Regions from separate parts of the Homo sapiens genome. Here region 1 is linked to region 2. The links are chromatin loops, found by intact Hi-C in ENCODE. Cell type or tissue: ascending aorta. All regions are shown on one strand.

The links. Hi-C counts contacts between places; a loop is a spot of excess contacts. Peaks named below come from ENCODE experiments on the same cell type or tissue, not always from the same donor. Only the 100,000 strongest peaks of a DNase experiment are listed, where the experiment ranks them.
Region 1: it touches region 2 in a loop (2.9-fold over the local background); 12 of 110 quality-filtered maps call a loop at or near these places.

What each region holds. Positions count from the first base shown.
Region 1 is chr10:3,753,094-3,758,093 of GRCh38, forward strand. LOC124902540 (a long non-coding RNA gene) reads right to left here and starts at 2,204. Exons shown (of 3, transcript XR_007062364.1): 1 at 1,860-2,204; 2 at 564-677. LOC105376361 (a long non-coding RNA gene) reads right to left here and starts at 4,957. Exons shown (of 3, transcript XR_930578.4): 1 at 4,867-4,957; 2 at 4,394-4,495; 3 at 3,488-3,572. RefSeq lists enhancers at 1,634-2,833, 4,735-4,954. In ascending aorta, no CTCF peak of the experiment used is centred here; DNase peaks (open chromatin) are centred at 2,128, 2,608 and 4,728; H3K27ac peaks cover 1,725 bases.
Region 2 is chr10:3,230,089-3,235,088 of GRCh38, forward strand. LINC02668 (long intergenic non-protein coding RNA 2668) reads right to left here. Exons shown (of 3, transcript NR_187504.1): 3 at 2,176-2,494. Among named protein-coding and RNA genes, the nearest start is that of LINC02668, 25 kb to the right of the region's middle. In ascending aorta, a CTCF peak has its summit at 1,983; a DNase peak (open chromatin) is centred at 2,013; H3K27ac peaks cover 2,551 bases.

The DNA of each region.
Region 1 (5,000 bases), 520 kb after region 2:
TGGTCATGCCAAGTGGAGGTGAGGAGTGGGGCTACAGGAGGCTGATTTCCTGCTGTTCAGCAAGGAAGTCTTGGGTTGTTTGCCACTCACGTATTTTACGTTTCTAACTAAGACACAGGACTTCAGGAATAAGATTGCCCTGGAATGTCTCCATCAGTGGCTCTCTCCTGGGGTTGACTTGGCTTCCCACATCCCACCCGAGCAGGGGACATGTGGCAATGCCTGGAGGTAAGTTTGCTTGTCACAAGTGACAGATATGCACCTACCATCTAGTGGGTGAGGGCCAGGGGTGCTGTTGAACACACTGTGTACAGGACGGTCTCCTACCACAAAGAACTGTTTCCGTCAGAATGTCAACGTGGCTGAGGCTGGGAACACACACTCTAACTCTTTGGAAGGTGCTATGGACTGAATATTTGTGTTCCTTCAAAATTCATGTCGAAATCCTGACCTCTTAAGTATTAGGAGATGCCATCTTTGGGAAGTGATGAGGTCATAAGGATGGAGTCCTTAAGGATGGGATTAGGGCCCTTAGAAAAAATGGCCAGAGAGAGCTCCCTCACCTCTTTCACCGGGTGAGGACCCAAGGAGAAGGCACCATCAACGAGCCAGGAAACAGGCTCCCACCAGACACCGATTCTGCCAGCATCGTGATCTTGGACTTTCAGCCTCCAGAACTGTGAGAAATGAATACTTGTTTAAGCCATGTGTATTGTTACAGCAGCTCGAATGGCAAAGACACAAAGCAAGGACATGGCTCTGATATATTGAACTGAAATGTAAATTATATAACAATATTTTACATATATAGAAAATGTTCACCAAGGCAGGCAGATCACCTGAGGACAGATCAACACCAGCCTGGCCAGCATAGTGAAACCCTGTCTCTACTAAAAATACAAAAATTAACCAGGCGTGGTGGTGGTTGCCTGTAATCCCAGCTACTTGGGAGGCTGAGGCAAGATAATCGCTTGAACCAGGAGGTGGAGGTTGCAATGAGCTGAGATAGCACCACTGCACTTGAGCCTGGGTGACAGAGTGAGACTCCATCTCAAAAATAAATAAATAATAATAAAAAAAGTTCAGATAAATATATAATAAAATGATATAAATTTTAGAGCTATAATTTTAGGCTCTTATATATGTCCTCCCCATAATGGGAGCCCACTGCTCTGGGGTCAGTCAGGTCTCGTAAAGCAACATTTTTCTGGCTGTGTTTGAACTATTTTTCTCTAGTCAGAGTGAAAAGAAAGGCAATCCTGGCTTATAAAGCTAAACTTTGTCACTTGCAGGGAAAGAGTGCAGCTGTGTGTCGTGGGCTGGGTTCTGCGTAACCTCGGATGCCTCTCCTGGCCTCAGTTTGCTCACCTGTCTTAGTGTGATAATAACAGTATCTGCTTCAGTTTCCAAGAGGACTAAATAATACAAAACACATATCTTGGTGTTTTGTGCATAATAAACCTTAAATGAGTATTTGCCATCATTTCTGCAATGTTTAGCTTTGTATCTGAATTATTACACGGAAACGAATCTAAATTCAGAACAACTCACAAAAATAATATATTAACATAAGATCTTTTGAGTTAATTTAAAACATTAAATAATATTTCCAATGAGAGTTCTTTTTCTGCCCTTCTCCTCACCCCCCAAACTGTAAAGTGAACAAAGATGGTATCTGTTGATGGAACCCTGCCTCAAAGAGGTTTGGGAGATGACAGAGTTTGATTGATCTGTCACCTTGTGGAAGAGCCCACTTTACATGCTAACAGCTTTTGAGTTCTTCAGGAAGGAACGGCCTGTGACTGGCTGAATCAGCACTCAGCTCCTGTTTACTACCAAGTACAGTACCATTTATTTACCTTGGAGTAACCCTTCACCCAGCATCGCCTCTTGAAAGCTTCCGAGGAGAGGAAACGTACTTCAATATGAAGTCTTATTTCTCAACAGTTCTCCTGGTCGAGTTTAAAATTTAAAAATTATCTTGCCAAGCTTTCTGCACTGTGATTTATGCAAGAATGGTACAAGAATGAAATGGATTGTCTTGGCAGGCTGAGTCACTGCTACGATATCAGGGAGTATCTTCCTGCTGCAGAGGAAAGGGAACACGTCATGCTCTTTGAGTCACAAACCTTCTAATCATCACCTGTCTGAAAGGGGACCTGTTGTAACTGACTCAGCTGAGATTCGCCAAGCAGGCACGCTGAGTGAGTACAGATACCTGGTTAGCAGGTGAGGATGCTGGGGTGAGATTGGCAGCTGTCACTCTCTGAATTTTGACATGGAAGAGGGTCAATATCTGATGCAGGAAAAGTGGGCACCTTTGCATACTAACACAGTGGGCTCACTTACATAATTACACACATTTATCGTCTGTCATTTAGGCCTTGAAATGTATGAATTAATCCTCCTTGTGATGGGAGCGCACTGCTCTGGGGAAAGTCAGCTCTCATAAAGCAACATCTTCTTGGCTGTGTTGGAGCTGTTCCACTTATTCATTCTCTGTTATCACATTCATTGTGCTGGAAACATTCCGGTCAATGTTTTCACTTTTCCTGGGATCCTAGACAATGTCCCCACCATAGCTGCTCTGGAACAAGCAGCTGTGTGGCGATGGTGACTCATTCAACAGAAGTGACTTGTCTCTGGTGAACTCTCCTCTCTGTCTCCTGCCTGAGCTGAAAGTCACAAATCAAATGATAAACCTGGAGCCTCAGCCAGTATCACCCCCGATCTTCAAAGTGGTTCTGAAGGGCCTCAGATGTCTGGCTATTAAGAAGTCCTTCAGGTTTTGTTTGCCTCGCTAATCCTGCCTGTCCTGCTCTTCAGATAGGCAAAGGAGAATTGCGCTAGGCTACAGCTCAGGGCCTTCATCTAAGGCTCTTGTCAACAGCTCTTTGGAGGGTCTGGAGGGCTGGGAAGAAGGAGTCGCAGGTTCCTAAACTACCACATTTCTTCCCACAGTCAAAGTCCTCTGGTCTCCCGAATTTTGTTTCCAACACGACCATGTTGTCTTTGGAAAGGGGGATGTGGGTGGGAAGAGTCTCTAGGTATTCCAAAGTAAATATCAAAGAAAAACTGTAACTGGGAGTTTTTATAAAGGGACAAGTTGTACAGGTTTTCCACTGATCCAGCTGAACCGAGGTCCTGTGGGAGCATCAAGCAGAAATTCCTACCAAAGAGTAAGAAACAAACCAAACGAAAATGATGCACACACAGAAAAAAGGAATAGCGTCTGCTACAATTGCTGCCTGTGCCCGGGTCATTATTTCTATGAGTGGGACCTGAAATGGACAGCTGTCATCGGTCAAGGCTGCAGCTGTGTGTCTTAGCTTTGCCTAGGGAAAGCTCTTTTCCAGACGGAATACAAATGCATTCCTCCTCCTCCTCCTCTTCTTCTCCTCCTGCTACTCCTCCTCCTTCTTCTTCTTCCTCTTCTCTTCCTCCTCCTCCTCTTCCTCCTCCGCCGCCACCGCTTCTTCTTCCTCTTCTTCCTCTTCTTCTCTTACTTCTTCCATAAAGTTGAAGTCCCAGGTTGAGTGAATAAATGCTTTTTGTTCCTTTGAGAGGTTCCCCTAAAAAATGAAAACAGAATTCTCTAACATCTTGCATGAACAAAAGAACACCTATTTACAAAAAAGCAAACAGCACATCCAGCATGCTGCTATGCACCTCACTTCTAGGGTGCAAACTCTCATAACTGTCCGAGGAGAAGCCAATTCCCCTTCACAGGTGAGGGCCAGTGAGGTGCTTCCTCAGGTCTCTTGGTCTAAGGAGAACAAGGCTGGTCTTGACTTCCTTAAGGCATAGCCATTTCCAACAGCGAAGCATATTGAAAAATTCTGGAGTCAAGTTGGCTTTTCAAAACCCACACCCCAAGAGAATGGCAAAAGAGAAATCAGCTGCTGCATTGCTGTTCAGTTTTGCTGTTATTGAAGCTATCTGTTTTAATTATTTCAATCAATGGTGTTCTTATGTGTACTCTTTGGAACTTTAAGCAAATGGAATAATGTAGAAAATCCAATAAATAAGTAAAGGGAGATGAAGAACAGAGAACACTGTGTTTTTCAGGGAAAAGAACAATAGCAGCAGTGGTGTCAACAGAGACTCCTCTTCTCTGTGGCCTTGCTGGCTTGTGCTGCAGAGATACTGGCTCAGTTCTCTTGGCCTTGTCACCTAAGGTCAACACCAGTCTCTCTTCTGTTATTTGGACTTCTTTAAGTAGCTAAAGGTCTCCCTGTGGCTGCTTAATTTCAGCCATCACTACAGTGCTTCTGAGCGACATCATGGTCCTACAGATGTCACTTATGTGTGTAAACCACAGATCTGCACCTGGGCAAACTGGTCCTCATGGAACCACGTCTTGCCGAGACAACCCTACAAACAGGAAACTCACCTGTGTTTATAAACACCATCTTACTTAGCGATGGGTCAAGATTCCCGGGCAGTCCTAGGAGCAAAGTCCCAGAGATTCCTGCATCGTCGAATCTTATTTGCCCTGAAAACAACAAATTACATTACTAAGTGAAGGGAATACACTCAAATTATCTCTAAAAGTGTAATTTGTCATCATTAGCAGAAAAAGGTGATTCAAAGAAACATTGTAAAAATCACCCTAAGGACATCTTCTCGGAATCTTAGAGAACAAGATGACTCACCTTTCCTGCCTTAACCAGCAACCTGTCTGGGCCTTGCTCAGAGCTCATCTCGCACCAGAACAGCCTCCCCGCTGCCTCCCTCTTCCTAGAGGCCATGCTGTTGCCATGTGGTTTAAATCATAGCTGATGCCTATGCGGTCCTACCATGTCCAGAACTTCTATTTATAGCGTCTCATGTAATTTTTATTTATTAGATAAGTGCAATAATCACCGGATGAAAAGAGGCACAGATGACCCTGTCCAGGAGCAAAGTGGTGGCAGGACTGGACCCATGCCAGGTCCCAGCCAGTCCGTTCCTCTCCGCATGGCCCAGCCGCTGGGCTCTGGAAGCTGCAGGCAGGGTCC
Region 2 (5,000 bases):
CTATATGAAGAAGATGAGGCATAGAGAAGATGAGTAATTCACCTGTGCCACAGCAAACAACGAAAGAAGGTGAGTGCCCACCCTAGGTCAGGGGCAGAGCCTCTCTGTGGGGATGGTTGGTTGGGGGTGGGGGTCACAAAGCCCACGTCTGATGGAGACGTGCTGTTGGGATGATGTTGAGAAAGGGTGGGAGTGCAGAGAAGCCCCAACATAGTAGGCACCTGCAAGGGGCATTATTTAAGATTCCAGGGTCAACTTGGTGACAGCCCCATTTGGATTTGCACCTGTGCTGCCTCTGAGCTCTGTCTTCTCCTCTGCAGATAGAGTAACCAGGGCACCTGTTGATTGGGGGCCTCACCAGCAGGAGCTCCTGGCAGCGGCTGCAGGGTGTAGCAGCACAGGACAGACGCTGGAGGTGCAGGCGCAGAGGTCCTGGGGTAGGTCCTGTGGATCACACAGCACTTACAGAATATTCCAAAAACAAAACAAGAGAGAAGGCTGGTGATACCATGTCAAGTTAGAAACAAGAGAGAAGGCTGGTGATACCATGTCAAGTTAGAAACAAGAGAGAAGGCTGGTGATAACATGTCAAGTTAGAAACAAGAGAGAAGGCTGGTGATACCATGTCAAGCTAGAAACAAGAGAGAAGGCTGGTGATAACATGTCAAGTTAGAAACAAGAGAGAAGGCTGGTGATACCATGTCAAGCTAGAAACGAGAGAAGGCTGGTGATACCATGTCAAGTTAGAAACAAGAGAGAAGGCTGGTGGTACCATGTCAAGTTAGAAACAAGAGAGAAGGCTGGTGATACCATGTCAAGTTAGAAACAAGAGAGAAGGCTGGTGGTACCATGTCAAGTTAGAAACAAGAGAGAAGGCTGGTGATGCCATGTCAAGTTAGAAAAAAAAATATAGCACAATAGGATCCAGGTTCTATTTGAAAAAAAAAGAAAAATCAAAAAACAACTTAGGAACAATATTAACAGTAACTTTTCTCTGGCTGATAAAACTCTTGAGTGCTGCTTCCTTCCTTATTCATTTTATATTTCCCCCATTTCATTCCATAGACACTGCAATGTTATAACCCAGGTGTGGAATGGTCATTGAGTTAAAAGACACAGCACATTTCCTGGCAGGTGCCTCCTGACCCCCTCCCTTGTGTCTTCACCTCCCTGAAAAGTGGATGTTTTTGTACAGGTTGTGCATATCGGCGGCTCTGTGGCCAATCCAGTACTATCCTATCACGTGCTGGGGACACGATGTGGTCAGACGTATCGTCGTTCTCATGGTCTCAAGTTCACATTGTCTCTCACACAGGTACTTGGATCTGCTATAGACGGCCACGGGCCTCCTGGATTTGGTATACAGGGGTCCAGACACCTTGGATTTGATATAGAGGGTTTTGGGCCTCCTGGATTTGGTAAAGAAGGATTCAGAGTGCCTGGATTTGGTATAGAAGGATTCAGGGCTCCTGAGTTTGGTATAGAGGAGGCATGGCTCCTGGATTTGGTATAGAGGGATTCAGGGCTCCTGGATTTGGTATAGAGGATTCAGGGCTCCTGGGTTTGGTATAGAGGGATTCAGGGTTCCTGGATTTGGTATAGAGGGATTCAGGGTTCCTGGATTTGGTATAGAGGGATTCAGGGCTCCTGGGTTTGGTATAGAGGGATTCAGGGCTCCTGGGTTTGATAGAGGATTCAGGGCTCCTGGATTTGGTATGCAGGGATTCAGGGCTCCTGGATTTGGTATAGAGGATTCAGGGCTCCTGGATTTTGTGTAGAGGGATTCAGGGCTCCTGGATTTCGTATAGAGGGATTCAGGGCTCCTGGATTTGGTGTAGAGGGATTCAGGGCTCCTGGGTTTGGTATAGAGGATGCAGCGCTCCTGGATTTGGTATCAAATTTCCTGGATTTGGTATCAAATTTCCTGTCTCTTAGACTCTCTTTTTCTTTTTCCATTCTTCCAGCTTGCCTGGCTGCCTCTTCCCTGTATCTTACTCCAACAGGGGTCAGTGCTGGCCATGGTTATGTGGAGAGTTTCAAAAGCAGACATTGTCTCACAGATGACCTCTCTTTCTTACCCTAGAAGGACTCCGTGTAACATGAGGCATTCCTTTTAACATGTGGCATTCCTTTTAACACATGTTGAGGTGGTCAAAGAATACTTTTTGAAATAACTCATTTAATACAATATTTTATTTGGCAGACGCATGTTGATATTTCTCCTAGGAAACAAAAATGTGGACATAGGTTATTATTTCTCACTGTGGTTTTTAGCAGGCATAAGAATTGGGCATCTCAGAATAGAATGGAATACAGGAGCTTGATGAAATTTTAGAGACGGTCTAGCTCAGATGCTCTGCAGGAGACGAAACTGAGACCCAGAGAGCTGGGGTCGCACGTCCAGTCCTCGTGGTGCCCACGGAGGCCCAGAGTGTGGGAATCCTCCTGCAGCAATTCCGGCTCGTGGTCTAGTGATGTTCCCATCTCCCAGCTCCTACGGGAGGAAGTAAAATGAGGTGTTCATGAATTTCCCTTTTCTCCTGTGAATATGCTCTCAGGCTACAAGATTCTCTTGGTTTTCTAAAGGTTATGTTGATAAGTGTCTCTTTTTCAACATTTTAATTTGCATGTATATATGTGTATATATATGAATCTTAATCCATGGCTAGGCTCCTAAAGACAGCAGTTTTCTGTCAACAATATTTAAATAAACTCAAGCAGCTTCTACTCTCCCTCTATATGACAGAAATGCATTAAAAATCTTTGTATTATGGCATTTTGCATTCATATATTCAGTAGCAATAACAATTTTCCTTCACAGACACAGAAGGTTTATGCTTTCTCTACCAAAATTTTCAGACTTTGCCGGGTAGGACTTCATAATCATAATGATAAAACAATCTCCCTGCTGTAGTCCATGGCACAAATCCTCCTGGAGACAGTTTGTGAGCCTTGAGGAGGGACTCTCATTCCAACAAATAGTGACAATTTTTGCTAAATAAAATATTGCCTTTATTTCATTGAGCTGGGAATGCCCTAAGCATGAGATGTTGCTGTCTTTCCTCATCAGGCACCTGGAGCCCCACTGATGGCTGTCTGTGTGCCTTTCTGTGGCCCAGTGACGACTGGCCCTTAGGGTTGGGGCCCAATGGTTTTCCTCCCATGGGCTCACCACAGTGTCAGGCAGCTGAGGACTTTGCTAACATGTCCTGTCCTCGTTCACAGAGTCCTTGGCTCCGTCATTGTGTCTGTCTAGGACGTGCATGGATGGCTTAGGAAGAGAAGGCAGACAATGGACAGAACCAGACAAGGGGCCAAGCACAGGGCTGGAAAGTCACTCAGACAGATGAGCCTGTACCTGGGTCTCCTGATGTGTGTGCTGGAGGGTCTGGGAACCGAGGCTGACATGCCTGGTGTCAGGTTAATTTCCTTCTGTGTTTAATATCCTACCCCAAAATACATCTTTCAAGACTTTATTATTATTATCATTCTAGGACTTTTGTTGATGGGACATCTCTGTATGATCTTATGTGGCTCATTAAGGGATTCCTATTTATGACTTTAGCCACAGGGCAGGGGTATCACCTTCCTTTTCATTCTCTGATTACTCACTCACCCACTGAGAACTGCTGTGATTACATCCGGTGCCCCATAGGAGGTCAGGGCCACAGTTAAGGGATGGGGGAAGTAAAGTCAGGGGAAGAGGAAAAAGACGGATCCGTAAGACATGGGACGTGGCATAGAATTGTTTAGGAAATCCCAGTCTTCCTGAAAACTTAGGTTGTTTTTAATGACACATTTATTGGAGACAAGCCGAGTGAACTGAAGGAACCTCTTTTCTTCTGCCTCCATTTTTTTTTTTTTTTTTTGAGATGGAGTCTTGCTCTGTCTCCAGGCTGGAGCACAGTGGTGCGATCTCGGCTCACTGCAACCACCAACTCCCTGGTTCAAGCGATTCTCCTGCCTCAGCCCCCAGAGTAGCTGGGATTACAGGCACCTGCCACCACGCCTGGCTAATTTCTGTATTTTTAGTAGAGACTAGGTTTCATCATGTTGGCCAGGCTGGTCTCAAACTCCTGACCTTGTGATCTACCTGCCTTGGCCTCCCAAAGTGCTGGGATTACAGCTGTGATCTTCCTCCAATTTTTGTGGCTACTGCACAAATATGGATTTAGATGACAAATATCATGTATTAAAAAATCATGAGACTTGGTCCTTCCAGGAGTTTAAAAAGATGCCGTTTTGAATAAGACTCGAAGGCACAGCTGGGGGTTGAGATGAGGTCACCATGCTGTTGCCAAAGTGATGTCTGAAGTTTTAAAACGGCACATCAGTGATGGAGCTGCCAGACTTAGCAAATAAAAATACAGGTTACCCAGTTAAATGTGAATCTCAGATAAATCACACATGATTTTTTTTGTGCTATAAGTATATCCCATGCAATATTTGGGATATACTTATACTAAAATATTATTTATTATTTATCTAAAATTCAATGTAACTGGGCTCTTGGCAATCCTACCGATGACTATTTTATATAAGCAGAAACACAAACCATGAAACGTGTTTAGAGTAACGTCTTACCCAGAGCCAGGTCGTCTGAGCCCCAGTCCCTAGGAGGTGCCTCTGCTCTGTCGCTCTTCACCGGCAGGTCACCCCTGGACCCGTTGGCTTTGCTGGCTTAGGGGTGGGGTGTGTGTGGGTCAGGAGGCAGGAGGCTGGAGTATGAAAAGGAGGAAGCCGAAGGTATTAAGCGGAAGGGAAAGGAGAACAGGACCGGGATCTTTTGCATCCCGTCTGGATGATCACGCTTGGGGGATTGATTCATGGATGGATTGATTCATAGGATCGTTTATGTATTCAGGGGTGGTTGAGGACCAGGTTCTGTGCCGACCGTCGAGTGGTGGAAGCCGATGTTGCATAGGGAGTTACAACCCAGTGTGGGCGTCTCCTGGAGGAGGTTCAGGGGCCACTGAGCATGTTGCAGTGGTGTCACGCAT